Regions from separate parts of the Homo sapiens genome. Here region 1 is linked to region 2. Evidence: read pairs that join two places in POLR2A ChIA-PET (ENCODE). Cell type or tissue: Panc1. All regions are shown on one strand. Links, peaks and the distances in the headings refer to the core of each region. The heading gives the core; the rest is flanking DNA. Region 1 has its middle 66 kb from the start of TOB1-AS1. Region 2 overlaps ABCC3 (ATP binding cassette subfamily C member 3).

What was found. ChIA-PET counts read pairs that join two places held together with the same protein. Peaks named below come from ENCODE experiments on the same cell type or tissue, not always from the same donor. Only the 100,000 strongest peaks of a DNase experiment are listed, where the experiment ranks them.
Region 1: POLR2A ChIA-PET joins it to region 2 with 17 read pairs; 4 of 35 experiments call an interaction of 5 or more read pairs at or near these places.

The regions. Positions count from the first base shown.
Region 1 is chr17:50,926,101-50,939,588 of GRCh38, forward strand. No RefSeq gene overlaps it. Among named protein-coding and RNA genes, the nearest start is that of TOB1-AS1, 66 kb to the left of the region's middle. RefSeq lists silencers at 5,005-5,204, 5,425-5,754, 8,681-8,901. In Panc1, for the core only: no CTCF peak of the experiment used is centred there; no DNase peak of the experiment used is centred there; H3K4me3 peaks cover 919 bases; H3K27ac peaks cover 848 bases.
Region 2 is chr17:50,656,997-50,664,996 of GRCh38, forward strand. ABCC3 (ATP binding cassette subfamily C member 3) reads left to right here. Exons shown (of 31, transcript NM_003786.4): 4 at 50-187; 5 at 1,086-1,211; 6 at 1,439-1,500; 7 at 2,241-2,372; 8 at 3,927-4,118; 9 at 6,685-6,862; 10 at 6,954-7,115. Among named protein-coding and RNA genes, the nearest start is that of ABCC3, 26 kb to the left of the region's middle. RefSeq lists enhancers at 4,190-5,389, 5,052-6,033. In Panc1, for the core only: no CTCF peak of the experiment used is centred there; a DNase peak (open chromatin) is centred at 4,965; H3K27ac peaks cover 7,394 bases.

The DNA.
Region 1 (13,488 bases), core at 655-8,654, 270 kb after region 2:
CTTGGCCTGAGACTCACTGATTTGAGCTACGTGGCGCCATTGATTGTCCGTCTTCCTGTTTGTGGTTGGGTGTGAATGGACAGGTGCTTTAGGAACGGGAACTCAGATCAGTACTTTCAAAGGAAGACAGGAGACACGGGAAAAGGACCCTGTGTGTGCTTTGAGGATGATGGTGACCTCAGGCCCTGCTCTTAGCCTAGAAGGGGTGGGGGATGTTAGACTGAAACCCAAGAGACTTGTAATCTCACCCCAGCTCTGTCGCTAATTTGCAGAGTGACTTTAGGTAACTAACACCGTCTCTCTATGCCTCAGTTTCCTCATCTGCAAAGTGATTGAGGGTAAGACATGCTGAGCACCCATGTCCTTCCTATTCTAGGAGCTGGAGAGAAAAGAGTCCAAGTCTTATAACTAAGAGTTGGGAGGAGGGGGACCCTGAAGCCTAGGGAGGGAGACAGCTGGGCCCCAGGATGTGGGCTGGGAAGGAGGCACGGCTCGTATCCAGTTTAACCACAGGCCCAGCCATCCCCAGCTCCTCAAAGCTGGACTCTGCGCCCCCACCCATGTGTGCAGGTGAAGCCTAATTCTTATACCAACTCTGATGCGAGGCGTTGTGGGTAGTGGTTGAACCCTGGACTCTGGAGTCGATGTGGCCCAGTCCTGTGGCTCTGCCACTTCCTGGCTGTGTGGTCTCAGGCAGGTTACCAACCCCTCTGGAGTCTCAGTATCTCACATGTAGCATGGGCTAGTAATGGGTAGCTGTGGGGATCAAATGAGCTGTGCCCGGAAAGCATTTAGCTCTGTGTGTGGCAGATGCTCAGGGGTCACAATCATCATCATTAAGAGGAGGCACTCAAGTTGTGCCTGGGGCCTCGTTTATGCCCCAGAATCTCAGCCCCAACCCCAAGATGTGTCTCTTTTTTTTTTTTGAGACAGAGTCTGGCTCTGTTGCCCATGCTGAAGTACAGTGGCACGATCTCACTGCAACCTCTACCTCCTGGTTTCATACAATTCTCCTGTCTCAGCCTCCCGAGTAGCTGGGATTACAGGTGTGTGCCACCATTCCTGGCTAATTTTTGTATTTTTAGTGGAGACAGGGTTTCACCATGTTGGCCAGGCTGGTCTCGAACTCCTGACCTCAGGTGATCCACCAGCCTCGCCCTCCCAGAGTGCTAGGATTACAGGCGTGAGCCACCGCACCCAGCCCCAAGATGTGGGTCTTGATAATAGGGATCCCACTGCCCTCCTAAATTCCTATGATTGAGCCCAGCTTCCCCGAAATGGGGGTCTGGCCCAGCCCAAGTTCACTGAATGGCTCTCAGACTCCCTACAGACCTGAGCTCTTGCAATCAGGTCACCCTCTGCCCCTGCCCTAGTTTCCTCTGCCAGCTGCCACACTCAGGTGCCCTGAGGCATCCGGGACATGCAGTCAGGCAGTATAATCTCCCCTAGCTGTGTAACCTTGGGCAGGTTACTTAATCTCTCTGGGTTTTTGTAAAAGGGGAATGATAACCTCCACTAGATCCTAAGCTCCTCGAGGGAAGGGATGGTGTTTGCTTTATCCACCAGTGTATACCCAGCATCTAGTCCAGTGCCTGGCACATAGTAAGTGCTCAAAAAATATTTGTTGGATCAATGAATGGGTGGCCTAAGGACTAAATTGAATAATATATGTGAAGCACAGTGCCAGGCACACAGTAGCCCCTAAATTAATGTTTCTTGGAACTGAACCTATCTGATTCCCTGAACTTCTGTGTTTTCCTTTGTGCTTTCTTGTGGCCTACATGTTGGGACACATTCCAGGAACTTGGACCATGAATCGTTAAGACCTTGGTCATCACACTTGGCCCCTACAAATACCTCTCAATTTCAGCAGTAGAGCCAGCCCCAGGGCCTGTCCCACAACCCTGGCCCACTTTATCTATCCTAACGAACTCAACAACCACGTCTGTGTGTACATCCATCCACCCATCCACTCACTCATTCATTCATTCAACACATTTTAAGGAGTGTCTACTGTCTCCATACTTCCTCCCCAGGCTCCCCCAAAGCTATGGATTCCTACATACCATGGGTTACTTGATGTCTCCACCTGGGCCTGCCATGATGTTGTAAAAGGCCAAACCAGACCCTCCTTTTCTCATACCCACTTTTCCTCCAGGGCTCTCTAAGCTGATGGTGCCACTGCCAGCCTGGTCACCCAAAAGGGGAGCCCAAGAGTTGCCCATAATACCCCCAGATGGGCACCCAGGCCTGACTATTTATTTCCTATGTTCTTCTCAGATATCGTCCCTCCCAAACTTTTCTGCTCCATTAGCCTGGGGATCTCCAAGCTCTTTTTCCTGAGATTCTCTCTCCTCACTGCTCTATCCCCATTTCTCTCTCCCTCCTGTCTATCCTCTCAATGCTGCTCCCAGGAGGCTCCATTTCGTGCCCCCACCTTCAAGCCTCCCAATTGCTTTCTGTCCAAACTGTTGGCCTGTTCTGAAGATTCTCACAATCTGGGGGCCCTGCGACCTGCTCAGCCTCATCTCCTGCTCTCTGTCTCATATGTCATAAAGAGTCCCCTGACCAGTATCATTCTATGTCTTACCTCCAGGGCTTACTCCTTCTGCCTGAAATGTCTTTCTTTCCTCAGCTCACCCCTTTACTTGGCCAACCCTTACTCACCATTCAAAGCCAGTTCAATGTCACCTGCTCCAAGAAAACTTTTCAGACCGCACCCAGCCTAGATTACAGACTCTTCAGCTCTGCTCCCATCTGACCCATGCCTGACTCCATCGTTGTAGTTACCACATTATTTCATAATTATCTGCTTATGTGTCTGGCTTCTGCATGCTTATTCATTGTTCTACCCCTCTGTGCACAGTGCCTGGCACAGAGTAACTCCCTTTGCAGATACTATCGCTCGGTAACAAATCACCCCATAATTTAGTGGCTTAAAAGTGCTATTTAATCTTGCTCATGGTTTTGTGGGTGTAGAATTTGGGAAGGTCTCAGCCAGGCAGTTCTCATTTGGGTTCTGCCATGGACTGGATCACCCAAAGTCTCAAGGGGGTGCATGCAAATGGGCTTGGGTTCTGCCATGGCTGCATTGGATGCTGGCAATTGGCTGGGAGTTGGCCAGGCTTTCCACTGAGGTGTTACATGTGGCCTCTCGAGCACGGCAATCTCAGGGTAGTCAGACTTCCCCCGGAACCCGCGTCCCAAGAAAGCCAGAAGGAAGATGCACAGGCTTATCTAATCTAACCTTGAAAATCAGGCAGTATTGCTTCCACCACGTTCTATGTGTTACAAGTGAGTGGCTAAGGTCAGCCCAGATTCGAGGCAAGGGGACAGAAGCCCTGCCTTTCGATGGGAAGAGTGTTAAAAAAATTTACAGACATGCTTCAAAACCACCAGAACCCTCAACACATGTTTGTTGCATGGATGGTTGAAGAGATGGATGCCAAGTTGCTTCCCACCTATCCCTATCCTGCCCCATGAATACCTAGTTCTGCTTTTTTTTTTTTTTTTTTGAGACGGAGTCTCGCTCTGTTGCCCAGGCTGGAGTGCAGTGGTGCCTTCTTGGCTCACTGCAACTTCCACCTCCCGGGCTCAAGACGAGGTCTCATTATATTGCCTAGGCTGGTCTGGAACTCCTGGGCTCAAGCAATTCTCCCACCTTGGCCTACCAAAGTGCTGCGATTACAGACGTGAGCCACTGCATCCGGCCAATATTTAGTTCTTTTCTTCCTGCCTCTTTCTCCTGCACCACCGTGACTCCAGCACATTTGAGGGTTGGCAGAGTGGCCTGGTGGTAGAAGAACACAGGCTAGCAACCTATAGCTTCTGCCTCCATGTGCCTGCTGCCAGCTGGTGTGAGATGCTAAGACAAGTCCCTCTCCTGTCCTAGGCTTCAGTTTCCCTACCCAGATAATGAAGTGCTGGGCCAGATATTCTCTAAGATCCTCCCCACCTCCCACCTTCTGCTCTAACTTTAGGCATCTCTATAATTCCTACTTGCTTTCTGAAAAGGCAGCTGGAAGCCCAGGCCAGCTCCATGCTGCAAAGCTGCCCCCAGCCATCATGTCTTTGGGAGTTCGCATCTTAATGACACAAGCACACACAGTACACTGTGGTGTGAGAAACTCAAATACTACAGAAGTATGCAGAGTAAAACGTGAAATTCCCCACGACCTTCCTTTACGCCCTGCCTCCCTCCGAAGGGGACTGCCTCCATAGTTCAGCGATTGCCCCAGCAGCCTTTTATACACCTACTGTCCGGCAACGTGCAGCTTTCTCAGAAGGAGAAAGCTTTGCTGGGGATATGTGGTTCGTTTTATCTTTTAACAAATAAAATCATACTGTTCATATTTCTGCAACTTTCTCTTTTTCATGTAATTCTATGTCTAGGACATCATCTTTCCACCACGTCCCCCAGCCTTTTCTTTTTCTTTTTCTTTTTTTTTTTTTGAGATGGAGTCTCACTCTGTCCCCAGGCTGGAGTGAAGTGGCACAATCACGGCTCACTGCAACCTCTGCCTCCCGGGTTCAAGCGATTCTCCTGCCTCAGCCTCCAGAGTAGCTGCGATTACAGGCATTCGCCACCACGCCTGGCTGATTTTTGTATTTTTAGTAGAGACGGGGTTTCGCCATATTGGCCAGGCTGGTCTCGAACTCCTGAGCTCAGGTGATCTGCCTGCCTTGGCCTCCCAAAGTGCTGGGATTACAGGCGTGAGCCACCGCTCCCAGCCTTTTAAAAAAGATGCTCTATAATTTGAGATGGTATGGTTGCTGCAAAGTTTATGAGACTATTCTCCACATTGTCAAATATTTTGGTAACTTCCAATTTTAGTTATTTTATACAATCTTGCAAAGGGCCGTGTTCAGCGCTCCACGGAATTGCAGGGCTGGGGGACACTCCATTCCTGCGTCCTAGAGAGCCTCTTTCAAGCAAGCTCTTTCAAGCAAGCAAGGAGTGCAAATCCTCCTGCCTGCAAATTGCGGGCTGTGAGGCCTGAGCCAACGCACTGGAGCTCTCTGAGAACGGCTGTGACGAGCCGAGCTAACAATAGCCCTGCTTAGCAGCCCCGCGGCGGCTGACTTGGTGAGGCCCGCAGGCCCGCCTCAGCCCGCCCTCCCTCCGCCGTCCGGGCAGGAGGTGCAGGGGCAGCAGGGCCCGCCTGGCTCGCTGCGGCCGCTTATCAGAGCCGGCTGTGGCGCCGGTTACGTAACCGGGCGGCTAATGCTGTTTTACTTGTCGATGAAACCCAAATTAAAAGAGGAAATTATTGTCCTGATGCTCAACTCGCCTAATCCCCATCTGTCTCCTCTCTGGTCCCCCGCGCTGCCGAGCGCTCGCATCTAAAGGTCTTGAACGCGTTCCAGGTTTCTAATTTCGTTTGCTTATGCAACCAAAAATATTATGGCCGCGTTTCCTGGGGGTGATGAAGTCTATATTCTGGGCTACAGGCACACTAAAAACGGCAGCGCCAGGGCCCAGCGCCGCTCGCGCGTGCACCACGCGCCGGCTTTTTTTGGTTCCTCCGAGGCGCGGGCAGCTCTGCAGCCGCGGGGGCCGCAGGAGGTGGGGGCTGGACCCGCCCGGAGCTCGGGAGGGCCCGGGATGGCCCCGGGGAGCGCAGGTCCCGGCAGGGGCCGAGCGAACAAGGGCCGGCCTGGGGCGCCCAGAGACGCGGGGGACCGTTCTGGTCGCAGCTGCCTGGGTGACCTCTTGGAACCTCAGCTTCCTCCTTGTTTTTTTTCTGATTCTGACTCTGATTCCTGTGTGCTGAATCCAGGCTGTAGTGAGCTGTGATCACACCACTACATTCCAGCCTGGGTGGCAAAAGGAAGATGAGAGAGAGACAGAGAGAGAGAGAGAGAGAGAGAGAGAGAGAGAGAGAAGAGAGAGAAATAAGGGAGACATCAACACCCTGGAATATTGTGTAGATGAGTTTTAAAAAAAAAACAAGGTAGATCAAGATGTATTAACATGTATCAGATTGTTAAATTTCTTTAAGAAATAAAGTCATTGAAAAATAGAAAAATACAGAATATGGTTCAACTTGAGTTTTTAAAAATCCATGGGCTGGTGAGAAGCAAAACAGACTTCAGTGTTTTTACCCCACTTCTGTATTGTCTGAATCATCTGAAGAGACGCTGTTCATGTATTTCTTGCATAATTTTAAGTATCTGATTTTAATGGTATGAGGGACGGGATAGCAGGGGCCTTCCTGACCCTGTAATTCTCTGGAAGCAGTGGTCAGATCAGGAGTGGGACTGGCTGCAAGGCTTCTGCCCCCGATCCCCGACCCCAGGCTGGGGCTTCAGGATGCCCGACCACAGTGTTCTGAGGGCCTCTGACCATCAGGAGGCCACTGGAAGTCTTAGGGCTGAGGGAGGCATGGGTACTGGGCCTGGGAGGGCAGACGCTGAGGGCAGAGCAAGGGCCCTGGAGTCAGAACCCAGGCTTCTAGTCCCTGGAGCATTGGCTCAAATGGCAGAGTCTCCCTTGTTCCTGCGGCCACTCTGGGTCTTGAGACTGGTGGCATCCTCTGCCCTGACAGCCAGGCCAGGACCAGTGCGAGGAGGAGCCAATGGACCCTGGCTGGCTCCGAGGCTGCGGGGCTGGGTGTGAGGCCTCACCTTAGCCAGTTCTGGAGATGTGCCCCTTGACGTGGCTTCTCTGGGCGAGGCCAGGCTCCCTGTGGGCCCCAGATGCAGAGAGCCAGGATTGATTCTCAAGCCACGAGGTACCCCCCATCCCTGAGATAGGCCCAGCCTATGTGCGTGGCCCTCATCAGCCAGACACTTGGAAATATCCGCACAGTTGCTGGAGAAGCAGAGAAGAGGCCGCTTGAACACAGGGAGCCATCTCCCACAGCACACCACAGACTTCCCCGGGTGCGCGCCGAGGAGCACGGATTCTGACAAGGCGTTATACCTTCAAATCAGGTTCTAATAGCCAAGAATTGCAGGAACCCCTGTGATGAACTAACTTAAGCAGGTTTCTTTACTTTAGGACTTCTCAGGACCTTTCCTATGCTGGGGTACATGATGAGTCTCCATGAAGGTGTAATGAGTGCAACTTTTACTAGAAACCCACGGACTCAGGAGCCCTTTCCTTCCAGAGCATCTCACAGGGCTAGAGGGCTCCAAAAACACTGAGCCAATGAAGGTGGGAAACAAGCACTGAGGGTGCAGGACCATCGCAGACAGAGTTTGGGAAAACTTAAGAGGAGGATGAGGCCTGGTGCAGTGGCTCACACCTGTAATCCCAGCACTTTGGGAAGCCGAGGCGGGTGGATCACGAGGTCAGAAGTTCGAGACCAGCATGGCCAACATGGTGAAATCCCATCTCTACTAAAAATACAAAAATTAGCTGGACGTGGTGGTGGGTGCCTGTAATCCCAGCTACTCAGGAGGCTGAGGCAGGAGAATCGCTTGAATCCGGGAGGTGGAGGTTGCAGTGAGCCAAGATTGCACAACTGCACTCCAGCCTGGGTGACACAGCAAGACTCTATCTTGGAAAAAAAAAAAAGAGGAGGATGAGTAAGCACTGTCCTGCATCACTCAACAAGGGGGATATGTCCTGAGAAATGTGTCCTCAGGCAATTTCGTCATTGTATGAACATCATAGAGTGCACTTACACAAACCCAGATGGTAGTATGGACTACCACACACCCAGGCTACTGCTCCCAGGCTACACACTCAGAGAGCTTGTTACTGTACTGAATACTGTAGGCAATTGTGGCACAATAGTAAGTATTTGTGTATCTAAACATATCTATACATAGAAAAGGTAGAGTTAAAATACAGTATTATAATCTTGTGGGGCTGGGCACAGTGGCTCATGCCTATACTCCCAGCACTTTGGGAGGCTGAGGCAGGTGGATCACTTGAGGTCAGGAGTTCAAGACCAGCCTGAATAACATGGTGAAACCCTGTCTCTACTAAAAATACAAAAAATTAGCTGGGTATGGTTGCGGGTGCCTGTAATCCCAGCTACTCAGGAGGCTGAGGCAGGAGAATAGCTTGAACCCAGGAGGCAGAGGTTGCAGTGAGCCGAGGTTGTGCCAGGGCACTCCAGCCTGGGCGACACAAGCAAGACTCTGTTTCAAAAATAATAATAATAATAATAATCGTATGGGCCCACCACTTTAGCTGCAGTCTGTAGTTGACTGAAACGTTATGAGGTGCATGACTGTATAAGAAGGTGTGAGAAAAGTGGAGGCCACCTCACCTGTGAGAGATTTGTTTAAAGACCAGTCCTGCTAATAGAATGCAGGTGGGTAGGGGGTGGGGAAAGCCCATCAACAGAGCAGGTGTGGGACTAACATTCATCTCTTTTCTCGGAGTTTGACACCTGGGCTCATGCACATATGTGCACCTACCTAGGCACATACCCAAAGGTACACATACAAAAAGCTCACATACAAGCATGTGCTCACATGAAACACACACAAGCACACATGGAAGAACATATCTCCTCATGGGCACACTCGCATACAGCAAAGCACACACCCATGCACACCCCCAGGTGTGTGCCCACACAGACCCACCTGCCAAGGCAAACCCATACAAAACACATGGAAACACAGATGGAGGCACGCATATCCACACACATGAGCCGGAGCACACACAGACATGCACTCAGCGCATCACACATCAACACTCGCGTACACGCACTGGGGTGTGCATGCGGAAGACAGGTGCAGGCGCATGCTCAGAGCACGCACCTGCATCCACACACTACGCATTCACAAGCACAGCGTGTCTAAGGCCATAACAGCTTCCCTGCCTCTTTGCGGAGGTGGGGCCAGTGGGGGTGGGAGTGACACTGTGTTTTAGAGGGAAGCTGAAGGACTCCCAAGCACGTTGAGTAAAGCAGTTCACAGAAGGCATATGTCCTTTGAGTATTTTTATCTTTAGCACTCATATGTCTAGCAGAGTCTGGGTGGCTCCATATTGCTACCAGGAAGGAGGACAAGTGGCTGGATTTGAAAGCAGATGGCCCCTGGGTGCAGAGGAAGGATACCCCTTGCTCCCTCCCCCGCCACACCACAGCGTTTCCTACCTCAACATATGGGGTCCCCCAAAGGCCTGTGCAAGCCACCTGCTTCCCACTGTGAAAACAGCTGGCAGAGCAGATTCCTCAGCCCCTAGCTGGGTGCCTGGAGAGAGGTTCTGACAGCCCCCAGCCTCCAACCAACCCCCGTCTCGGGAGCTCAGGTCTCCAGAGCACTTTGGGCCAGGACCATCAGTCTTGGGCCTGGGCTGTGACCCACTGTGGGCGGCTCTCTGCAGCTGCCTCGAATGTGTGCATGGATGGTGTTTTCCCCTATCCCTGAGCTGGCAGGAGGTCTGGGCACGTGCCCTGGCCCTCTGGCTGGTCAAGGACAAGCCGATGGATTTCGAAAGCTATTTAATCCCTGGGTTCTGACGCACCCGGTTCACCACCAAGCGGGATCTAGTGCCCACAATCTGATGTCAGAGGGCGGGAGTGGCCTTGGCCAGGCCTTGGCATGACTCCATCCCCTGCCCACATGGCACTGTGGTGGAGCCGGCAGGGAGCAAGAGGCGCCCAGAGCCTTCGCCTCTTGAATCACAACCATTTGTTAGGCTCGCAAACACCAGCATGGCCTAGAAAATGAGGTAAAACAATAACAAGGAAAAATAATCAGGTGCTATTAAGTGAAAAGAGCAGATAAGCAAAACATTATAATCGTGTTTATTTGAGAACAGTAATAAATATATTTAGGCAGAGGGAAAAAACTGGAAAAACCAACAGTGACTATCTTTAGAAATGTACCATTCAACAAATATTTACTGAGTACCTGCTATTGGTCAGATTGTTTTAGGTGCTGGGCATACAGTAGTGAAGAGACAAAACCCTTTAAGAAGCTTATATTCTAGAGAGTTAACAGGCAATAAACAAAATATACGAGTTCAATATATAGTCAATTAGCCAGGCGCAGTGGCTCAGACCTGTAATCCCAGCACTTTGAGAGGCCGAGATGGGCAGATTGCTTGAGTCCAGGAGTTGGAGACCAGCTTGAGCAACACAATGAAATGCCATTTCTGCTAAAAATACAAAAATTAGCCGAGTGTGGTGGTTCATGCTTGTAGTCCCAGCTACTTGGGGGGCTGAGGTGAGAGAGTTACTCGATCCTGGGAGTTAAAGGCTGCCGTGAGCCGAGATCGAGCCACTGCACTCCAGCCTGGGTGACAGAGTGAGACCTTGTCTCAAAAAAAAAAAAAAAAGTTAAATGGTGTAAATTGTGTTAAGTATAAATGGTGTTAAGTACAATGGGAAAAGGCTGGTTTGGGTTTGAGAATTGTGGGTTGGGGGCTGTAATTTTTAATAGATTCAATTTTTTAAGCTCAGTTCCAGTTTTACAGAAAAATTAAGAAGACAATATGTCACAGATGGGAACTGAACAATGAGAACACATGGACACAGGAAGGGGAACATCACACTCTGGGGACTGTTGTGGGGTGGGGGGAGGGGGGAGGGATAGCATTAGGAGAAATACCTAGTGCTAAATGATGAGTTAATGGGTGCAGCACACCAGTATGGCACATGTATACATATGTAACTAACCGGCACATTGTGCACATGTACCCTAAAACTTAAAGTATAATAATAAAAAAAAAGATTACACAACAAAAAAATAAATAAAATAAATTCTTGAAGAGCTATTAAAAAAAAAAAAAAAAGAAGACAACATAGTTACCCCCAAATCCTCCCTCCTCCTGCATGCAGTTTCTCTCATCAGTGACAACTTACATTAGTATGGTACATTTGTTGCAATGAATGAACCAATATTGATACATTATTATTATTATTATTATTATTATTATTAGAGACAGAGTCTTGCTCTGTCTATGTGGTGGTGCGGTAATGGCTCACTGCAAACTCGACCTTCTAGGCTCAAGCCATCCTCCTGCCTCAGCCTCCAGAGTAGCTGGGACCACAGGTATGCACCACCACACCTGGCTAATTTTTGTATTTTTTGTAGAGATAGGGTTTTGTAGAGATAGGAGTTGCCCAGGCTGGTCTAGAATTCCTGGGCTCAAGCAATCCTCTCGCCTTGGCCTCCCAGAGTGCTGGGATTATAGACATGAGCCACTGCACCAGGCCTTGATACACTATTATTTACCAAAGTCTATAGTTTATTTAGATTTTCTGGGTTTACCTAATGTCCTTTTTCTGTTCCAGGATCCCATCCAGGATCTCACATTCTACGTCGTTGTCATTGTCTTGCCTCCTGAGGCTCCTCTTGGCTGTGACCACTTCTCGGACTTTTATTTTGATGAAAATATTTTGATGACCCTGACAGTTTTGAGAAGTCCTGGTTTGGTGTCTTGGAGGATACTGCTATACTGGAATTTGTTTCGTGTTGTTCTCATGTTTAGACAGGGGTTATGGGTTTTTGGGTGTCTGATCACAAAGCCGAGGTGCCGTTTTCATCATGTATCCTATCAGAGGTCCTATCAACTGGAGTTACAAAGATGCTGACTTTATCACGGGTATCCGCTGGGTTTCTGCACCGCAGAATGAGCCCCCTTCTCCCGTTCCACACTGTACTCTTTGGGAGGAAGTCACTAAGTGCAGCCACACATAAGGCCTGGGACTTATGCTTTCAGCCCCAACTCATTTAGGGTGAAATAGTGACATAAATTGGCCTGGTGCAGTGGCTCATGCCTGTAATCCCAGCACTTTGGGAGGTCGAGGCGAGCGGATCACCTGAGGTCAAGAGATGGAGACCCTCCTGGCCAACATGGTGAAACCTTGTGTCTACCAAAAATACAAAAATTAGCTGGGCGTGGTGGTGGGCGCCTGTAATCCCAGCTACTTGGGAGACTGAGGCAGGAGAATCGCTTGAACCCAGGAGGTGGAGGTTGCAGTGAGCTGAGATTGTGCCACTGCACTCCAGTCCGGCAACAGAGTGAGATCCCATCTCAAAAAAAAAAAAAAAACGACATAAATTATTTGAAATTCTTCTGCGTGGGTTTTTTTGTGTGTGTCTTCTCCCCCATTTATTAATTAATCCAAGCGCTTATTTATAATGGACTCATGGATATTTATTTTACACTTGGGTTATACTACTACTTCATTTTACTGCTCAATTGTTGCAGCGTTTGGTTGTTGGCAGCTCTTTCAGTCGGCTCCTTCATCCCTTTGATACCCCTCTCTCCAGCACCAATGTGGTTCTTTTCTTTTTGAGCCCTTCCTTACTCTCTGACACTACACGATGCTCCTGTCCCAGTCCTGGAATCAGCCATCTCTCCCAGGAGCCCCGGATCCTTTCACTGAAGAATGGTATTAGAAACCAAGGTACTAGGTGTGATCTTTTTGTTGTTGTTTTGAGACAGAGTTTTGCTCTTGTTGCCCAGGCTGGAGTCCAACGGTGCGATCTCAGCTCACTGCAACCTCGGCCTCCCGGGTTCAAGCGATTCTCCTGCCTCAGCCTCCTGAGTAGCTGGGATTATAGGCGCCCGCCACCACGCCTGGCTAATTTTTGGGGGTTTTTTTTTTGTATTTTTAGTAGAAACGGGGTTTTGCCATGTTGGCCAGGCTGGTCTCGAACTCCTGACCTCAGGTGATCCGCCCACCTCGGTCTCCCAAAGTGCTGGGATTACAGGCGTGAGCCACTGTGCCCAGCCTGATCTTTACTTTTTAACATGGTGGTTAGTGAAGGCTCTTCTGAGAAGATAACACGTGAATGAAGATGTAAAGAAGGTGAGGGACAAACTGTGGGGAGCTTCAAGGAGGGGACTTCAGGAAGAAGGGATACCCCTTGCTCCCTCCCCTGCCACCCCACAGCCTTCCCTCCTCCAACATACTGGGTACCCCAGAGGCCTGCCCAAGCCACCTGCTTCCCACCAGAAAAATAGCCAGCAGGGCAGCAGGTGCAAAGGCCCCAAGGCCGACATGTGCACTGCGTAGTCAAGGAACAGAGGCCAGTGAGGCTGGAGCAAATGGGCCGTGGAAAGAGATGGTGTTGGAGAGGTGGGGCAGGAGCAGATGACAGAGGGGCCGCCCGACAGGACCTCGGCGTTGCCTTAGACTGCAGAGGAAGCAGACAAGTGACACTATCAACTCACTTTTTAATAAAACCACTTTGGCTACCATGCTGGGGATAGCATGAAGGGGCAAGGGCCGATGCTATTTTAAGAATCTAATGAGTGAGGATGTTGGCTTAGACTGGATGATAGCAATGGAGGTTGGGTGAGGGGCTCAGTTTCTGAAGGCAGAGCCAACAGCATTTTCTGACAGCTTGGATGCTGGGTGAGAGGGGGTGGGGGGTGCTAAGGTTTTGCCTGATCATCTGGAAGGAGGCAGTTGGGATTAGTCACACTGGGGGAAGACTGGAGGAGCTCACATGGTGGACACATTAAGTTTGAGATGCCCATCATCCATCCAAGCAGAGACGCTGAGTTTGTGGCCGTGTAGGTCTGGAGTTCAGGGGAGAGGGTGGGCTGGAGGGATAACATGAGAA
Region 2 (8,000 bases), core at 1-8,000:
GGTCCAGATGTGTGTGTTCTGCCCGGGCCTCCCTGCCCTCCCTGCACAGCTGCTGGCCACCCTGCTGATACAGTATGAGCGGCTGCAGGGCGTACAGTCTTCGGGGGTCCTCATTATCTTCTGGTTCCTGTGTGTGGTCTGCGCCATCGTCCCATTCCGCTCCAAGATCCTTTTAGCCAAGGCAGAGGTAAGGTTGGGGGAGAGGGGAACCTGCCAGGTTTAGCCCTGATAGGAGGGTGACCTCAGGGTTCAAAGTCACTGCTGGGTCCCAGGTCCCTCCCTCGAGGCTTCAAGTACAAACACAATTGTGTTGTTCTCCACTTGCTACATTTCTACCTGGAAGCAGGCTGAGGAGGGGGCACCAGTGTAACACAGGAATGAGCCAAGATGCCACCACTGTTGGACCATCATGTGAGGGTAGGGGGCTGTTCCACAGCACCCACCCACCAAGTGCAATATCTGACGTGGGTGTCAGTCAGTGCCTGTGTAATGAACACATGTATGCAGACAAGTGTGAAGAGTTCTGGCTTACCTAGAGGTCCCATTAGCATGTTCCCTTCCTTTCTTCCCACCTCCCTCAGTTCCTGGCCTTCCTCTTGATCTTCAGTGGCTGTGATGTTGGGCTGGTGGGATGGAACACTGCAGGCCAACCTAGTGCCTCCCATTTCTCCATCTCAGCGGGAAGCAGGCAAGGAGAGTAGCAAAGAACATAGGCTGTGAACAACCCACTTACTCCCCATGTGGGCTCGGGCGGGTCGCTGAAACCTTTGGAGCCTCATTTCCTTAATTGCAGAAAGGGCGTCATGAGCTGTCCTGCCTGTAGGCTGATGTCCCAGTTAGACAAGGTCATGTAGGTAAGGTGATGGCACCACACCTGGCACAGGTGCCACACCTGGTCCTCGCTGAACCAGAGCTCCCTTGTGATCCTTCCTCATCTCTCAGAGTCCTCTGAGTGGGGACCTGGAGGCCCCCAGGTGCTGCCTCCTGCCCCAGAGGAGACTGATGCCCCAAGGGACTCCGCAGGGCAGGGGCTGCAGGCCCAGGCTTTTCCAGTGCTTCTGACGCCCCTCCACTCTCCCACCCAGGGTGAGATCTCAGACCCCTTCCGCTTCACCACCTTCTACATCCACTTTGCCCTGGTACTCTCTGCCCTCATCTTGGCCTGCTTCAGGGAGAAACCTCCATTTTTCTCCGCAAAGAATGTCGACCCTGTGAGTTTCCCATGGAGGGTGCGGGGGCTCCACAGCTGAGTCCTCAGCCCAACTCTGACCAGCAGCCCCCAACCCCTCCAGTTCCTTTCAAAGTGGGAGAGAGGTCATCCCCACAATCTGTAAACTGGGGCTTGGAGCAGGAACAAGGGTCCCCTCCATTTCCCTACTCTGCTTTGAGAGGGTGGTGGGCACTCCTGATTCCCCCGTCCTATTCTCTCGCCTTCTAGAACCCCTACCCTGAGACCAGCGCTGGCTTTCTCTCCCGCCTGTTTTTCTGGTGGTTCACAAAGTGAGTTGGCTCTTCCACCAGCCAGGCCAGAGGGAGGGGAGGGATGGAAGGTGAGATGGAGAAAGGGGAGCAGGGCAGCAGTTTAGGGACCGGGCTGGCCACCTATCCCACCCCCCACCGCAGTGGGCACAGGGCAGATGAGGGTAGGGAAGTGGTCTGGGAGGGGGACCAAATGCAGAGGCCTGGCCTGGCCCAGTGCCGCCCCCAGGCTACAGGCCAGCCCTGCATCTGGCAGGCTGTGGGGACAGGCCCAGGAGGCTGGAAGAAGACTGTCATTAGTTCTGAGCTCCTCTGTTTGTGATAAACTTGCAGCCTGTCATCTCCTTGGCTGCGCCTCAGAGCGGCTTGAGCAGGATAACTGTGTCTGTGACCTGGGTGACAGCTCATTAACCCCACAGCACTGAGGAAGCACCCGAGGCTGGGGCCAAATTGCCCAGGCCTCGTCCTCACCCAGGGCCCCAGGCAGCGTGGATTCCATCACCAGGGCCTGGGGTGGGGAGGAGATGGGACACCTGGGGAGGAGGAGGAGAAGGGGGTAGTGGTAGGAACTTCGGAGGGAGAGCCAGTGACCTCAAGCCTATTCACTGAGGAAATGAAGGAGACACCTTTCATGGTCACAGTGCCCGAGGGAGACCCTCCTTTCTGGAGACCCTGGGGCCCTGGAGACACTGACCCTTGGCTCCAGGCTGCTAAACCCTGACCCTCTGCGGGGCTGCCTGCCGGGCTTCACCTCCCCCCAGGATGGCCATCTATGGCTACCGGCATCCCCTGGAGGAGAAGGACCTCTGGTCCCTAAAGGAAGAGGACAGATCCCAGATGGTGGTGCAGCAGCTGCTGGAGGCATGGAGGAAGCAGGAAAAGCAGACGGCACGGTGAGGCCCTCCCCTTGCCCCAACACCCAGCCCCTTCGCTTACCCCAGATCTCCTGCAGAGGACGCTGGTAGACCTTGGAGGGCGGCATTGCTGGGGTGGCAAGCAGAGCAGGACCAGGTGATTTCTTGGCAGCCTCGGGACCATTCTATGGGAAGCTTAGGCCTGGATGGCGCTAGTTCTCCCAGCTCTGGTGGGGGCAGGAGAATGGCTGGCACTTTGGAGCAACTACTCCATCCCAGGTCCCATCCTAAGGATATAAATAAACTCACTTAATTTTTCAACAGCCCTAAAGGGTAGGTTCAAGTGTCCCTGTGTTACAGATGGGGACACTGGGGCCGGGTGTGGTGGCTCACAGCTGTAATCCTAACACTTTGAGATGCCAAGGCAGGAGGATTGCTTGAGTCCAAGAGTTCAAGACCAGCCTGGGCAATATAGTGAGACCTTGTCTCTACAAAAAATAAACAAGATGAGCCGGGCATGGTGGTGTGCACCTGTAGTCCCAGCTACTTGAGAGGCTGAGGTGGGAGGATCATTTGAGCCCAAGAGGTCAAGGCTATAGTGAGCTGAGATTGTGCCACTGTACTCCAGTCTGGGCAATAGAGTGAGACCTTTTCTCAACAACAACAAAAACAGATGGAGACACCGAAGCACAGAAATTTAACAGAGGGCCTCCCAGGGTCCCCAAGTTGGTGGTGGCAGAGCTGGAATCCACATGGAGCCGGCTGGCCCCAGAGGTTCTCCTCATATCACTGCACCACCCTGCCTGACTGAGAGGGCTGATTCCAGGGCCAGGAGCCAGCACACCCCTGCCAATTCTGCCTCCTCCTGTCTGGAGGCGGCGGCTGAATGAGATGATCTTCCCCTGAGGGGTCTTCCCACTGTCAGCCTCTTATCAAGGACCACAAACCTGTCTCTGGCCAACTGCCTCACCAAGAGAGCTGACGCTGAGCATCATCTTTCTCCACCCAATTCTGACCCCAGGATTGAACCCTCCCTCCTCCCATCCACAATCCAGGCCTAGGAGTTCAATGTTTGCTCAGCCCGGAGCTTCCGGTTGTCACCAGCTGTTGGAGGAGCCTGGGGCTGGGCATGGTTAGCAGTATCCTGGCTTTCATGGCTTGGAGCCTCCACGAAGACCTATGGGCCCCCAGTCTGCCTGCTGCACCCCCTCTCAGTCCCTCCATGCCACTCCACCCCCTCCCTGTTCAGCTGCCCGGTGGCTGTACCAACAGCCATCCTTGATCTTATCTACCTTCCCTCTTGGCGTCCTCCCTGGAGCCAGCACTGGGGAGGCGGGGAGAGGGCCAGACTGGGGGGATAGCTGGGTTTTAGAGTCCTTGTGGTAGCAGTCTGGCCACCCCTTCAGATGCCCTCTGGCAGCTGAGGACAGAGTCGCTTGTGCAATTCTTATGCTGTCTGTTCCCCTCCCAGCTCTGAGAGCCAAGAAAACAGCTCCTTCCTCCTCCTCACTCCTAGCCAGCCCAGCCTAGCCCTTGGCTTCCTGGAGCCCCTGTCCCCATTCCTAACCCACTGCTCCTTCCTCCCTGGACCAGACACAAGGCTTCAGCAGCACCTGGGAAAAATGCCTCCGGCGAGGACGAGGTGCTGCTGGGTGCCCGGCCCAGGCCCCGGAAGCCCTCCTTCCTGAAGGCCCTGCTGGCCACCTTCGGCTCCAGCTTCCTCATCAGTGCCTGCTTCAAGCTTATCCAGGACCTGCTCTCCTTCATCAATCCACAGCTGCTCAGGTCTCTCCACACTCCGGCTCACTATAGCCCTGCCCTGGGCAGCAGGGCTGGCTGGCTAGCCCAGAGGAAGGAACAACGTACAGTGAAAAGAACCCCAGACCAGGAACCAGGGAGGCTAGCTCCACTTTCTGTGTGACCTTTGGCAAGTGGCATTGCCTGACTTGTTTCCTCACTCACATTCAACTTAGAATTGCTGTGCATATACTATGTGCCGGGCACCGTGGTGTGTACGTTAACAAGCATTGGGTCTTTAAATCTTCCCAACAATCCTATGCGGAATTGCCCCATTCCCATGTCACAGATGAGAAAGCAGGAACTCAGAGAGGTGAAGTGACTTGGCCAAGGGCACACAGCAAAGAAGGAATCAGGTCTGAGTCCAGGACTCTGAGCTCCGACTGAGGTGCTCTGTCCCCACCATCAGGCTCTAACATCTGTCTCAGGAATGGCTTGGACTAGAACGAGCTCTCAAATGAGAGGGTGGGAAGGAGAGCTGCCTAGTAGCTAAGTCCCCACCTCCTTGCCCCTCCGTGCATGCATTAATTTGTTCAGCAAACATTTATTGAACCTCCAGGGTACCAGAATGGTGCTCGATACTAGGGATACAGAGTTCAATAAGACAGGGTCTTGATGTCTTATGGGAGAAACCAGCGTGTAAATCAATTAGAATTCAGTGGGGGCAGAAGTGTTCTCGGGTGTCTGGAAAACCCCGGGAGGGGCAAAGAAGCCAGCCTGGGATGCAGCAGGAAGCACCCACTGGCTTGGGAGGTCAACGAATTTGGAGAGACAAGTAGGTGAAGAAACAGGGGAAAGTTCAGCCTCAGCTTAGTCACAAAGCCCTGAAACAGCATGACTCAGGTGTTTCTGAGTGGCAGAGGAAATGGCAACGAGAGGGAGGGGCAGGAAAACAGAGAGAGGGAGAGCTAAGGATATCCTTGAAAGATCTGAGCCAGGGAGGGGCATCTGGCTTCAAGGATCTCCTGCCAGGAGTGTGGGGGATGTAGGGCAGGGTGGCTGGATGGAAGTGGGCCAACCCGGTCAGATGGAGTCCAGGCCAGGAATGAGACAAGTATTCAGGAGCAATTTGGGAGATGGGCGTGTGCGCCAGAGAGACAGAGGAGTGCCAGGCAACCTGGGTGCTGGCCTGGGTAACTGGAGGACGATGGATCTTTTGCTGAGCTGATGGGCTCGGTGGGAGGAGGAGGCTGGGTGGGGGGCAAGGTGGTGGATGGAGTCTGGTCATGTGGGGCCAGTGGTGCTGGTGGGTCCTCCAAGGGGAGATTCCCAGCTAGCTGGAAGTCAAACTCTCGAGCCCAAGAGTTTGAGACCAGCCTGAGCAACATAGCAAGACCCTGTCTCTACAAAAAAGTTAAGATATTAGCCAGGCCTGGTGGCATACGCCTAGAGTCCTAGCTACTCAAGAGGCTGAGGTGGGAAGACTGCCTGAGCCTGAGAGGTTGAGGCTGCCGTGAGCTGTGATGGCACCACCGCACTCCAGTCTAGGTGACAGAGAGAGACCCTGTCTCAAAAAAAAAAAAAAAAAAAAAGAGAGAGAGAGACACCAGTCACTGGGCTGGGGCCACTGGGGCCCACCCTACTCCAATATGACCTCACCAAATGAGGCCACGTTCACAGGTACCAGGTGTTGGGAGCTGAACATATCTTTCTGGGAGACACAACTTAAGCTATCACAGAAGGGGAGGCCTGGCTATGATTATGGCTGGAGGGCTCCATGTAGTCGAGAGGAGAGTGTCCCAACAATGAAGAGACTCGGTCATGTCAATAGGTGAAGGTGTAGAGCTTCCAGCAGAGGTGGCCAGGGTGAAGCTCAGCGGCAAAGGGGGCAACAGCGCAGCAAGTTCCTGAGGAGGCAGAGGAAGGCCAGGGCTCGGGGGCAGGGGCAGCCTCCGACAGCCTGAGCACCAGAAAAAGGAGGACAAGCCACTGGAGGGCAGTTTGTGAGTGGCAAGGAGTTTGTGGGTGGCAGGGAGTTCTCAATGGGTGGCTAAGCAAGAAGGCAGGTAGCTGCTGAGAGGGGTGGGGGGCTGGGATGGGCCTGAAGGGAAGAGAAGAGAGGTGAAGAAGGCCCCAAGAGCGGGGGCGGATTAGGGACCTAGAGAAGGTTGCTAGGCAGTGCTGGGGGCCACTGAGTTTGGAAAGGTGGATTTGAGCGGCAAGAGTCTTTGTGGTCATGTGGCGGAATCTAGAGCCCCCAGCAGCCTAGGAGAAGGAGCAGGGAAGTCCAGTCAATGGAAACGTGGCATTTCTTCCCGCCATATGTCAGGAGGTAAGAAGGCAGGCAGGTGAGGCTGGTGGTGAGAGCGTCATCGATAGGGCGTGCAGCAGGGTCCATGGTGGATAGAGAACGAGGTGAAGGCAGAGTGGAGCCAGGAGGTCGTGGTCTTGAGGCAGTACTGGGTTGACCCTCCCTGGCCCAAGAGGTTGGAGGGGGTGGAGGTTTCAGAGGCCAGGGGTGCAGTGGAGACTGCGGGTAAAAGCAAAGGGCAGCAGAGGAGGGAGCAGCCATGGGGGCAGCACTGCCCACCTCACTCCTCTCTCCTCCCCACAGCATCCTGATCAGGTTTATCTCCAACCCCATGGCCCCCTCCTGGTGGGGCTTCCTGGTGGCTGGGCTGATGTTCCTGTGCTCCATGATGCAGTCGCTGATCTTACAACACTATTACCACTACATCTTTGTGACTGGGGTGAAGTTTCGTACTGGGATCATGGGTGTCATCTACAGGAAGGTCAGCTGGAGCAGGGCCCAGGGGAAAGGCTGGCCCTGGGCAGCTTGCAAGAGGCTCGCAGCCAAGTCCACCCACTACTGTCTACCTGCAGGCTCTGGTTATCACCAACTCAGTCAAACGTGCGTCCACTGTGGGGGAAATTGTCAACCTCATGTCAGTGGATGCCCAGCGCTTCATGGACCTTGCCCCCTTCCTCAATCTGCTGTGGTCAGCACCCCTGCAGATCATCCTGGCGATCTACTTCCTCTGGCAGGTGACTCTCCAACCCTGACCTCTGCCTCCTTCCTCTGACATGCTGCAGAAGTGGCAAGAGAGGATTATTCTGGAACTGGGAGCATGGCACATGCTTGTAGTCCCAGCTGCTCAGGCGGCTGAGGCAAGAGGATCACTTGAGCCCAAGAGTTCTGGCTGCAGTGCGCCACGATTGTGCCTGCGAATAGCCACCACACTCCAGCCTGGGCAACATAGCAAGACCTTGTCTCTAAAAAGAAACAAAGAAAACAGAAAAAAAGAAGGAGGGTTATTCTGGGTTAGCAGAGGGGATATAGAATTGACACAAGAGCTGGCTGGGCACGGTGGCTCACGCCTGTAATCCCAGCATTTTGGGAGACCAAGGCGGGTGGATCACGAGGTCAGGAGTTCGAGACCAGCCCGGCCAGGATGGTGAAACCCCATCTCTACTAAAAATACAAAAATTAGCCAGACGTGGTGGCGGGTGCCTGTAGTCACAGCTACTCAGGAGGCTGAGGCAGGAGAATCGCTTGAACCCAGGAGGCAGAGGTTGCAGTGAGCCGAGATCATACCACTGCACTCTAGCCTGGGTGACAGAGCAAGACTCTGTCTCAAAAAAAAAAAAAAAAAAAAAAAAAGAATTGACACAAGAGCTTCCCTAGGCATTGGTGGGGATGGAGGGATAGGACTTCGAGGATGCTGATGTCTGCAAAGGAATCTTCCCAACATCTGTTGCTATCCTTCCTGCAGAAGCCAGGGAGGAAAGAAAGTCTTGGAGGGAGGTGGGTGTGACTCTGGCTGTCATCGTCTATATTTGCCTTCCTGTGTGTCTGGACACCCTTCTATATCTGCTGTCTGTCCCTGTCGTCGTTATCTAATGGCTGGCTGCTTCTACAAATGTTGTGGT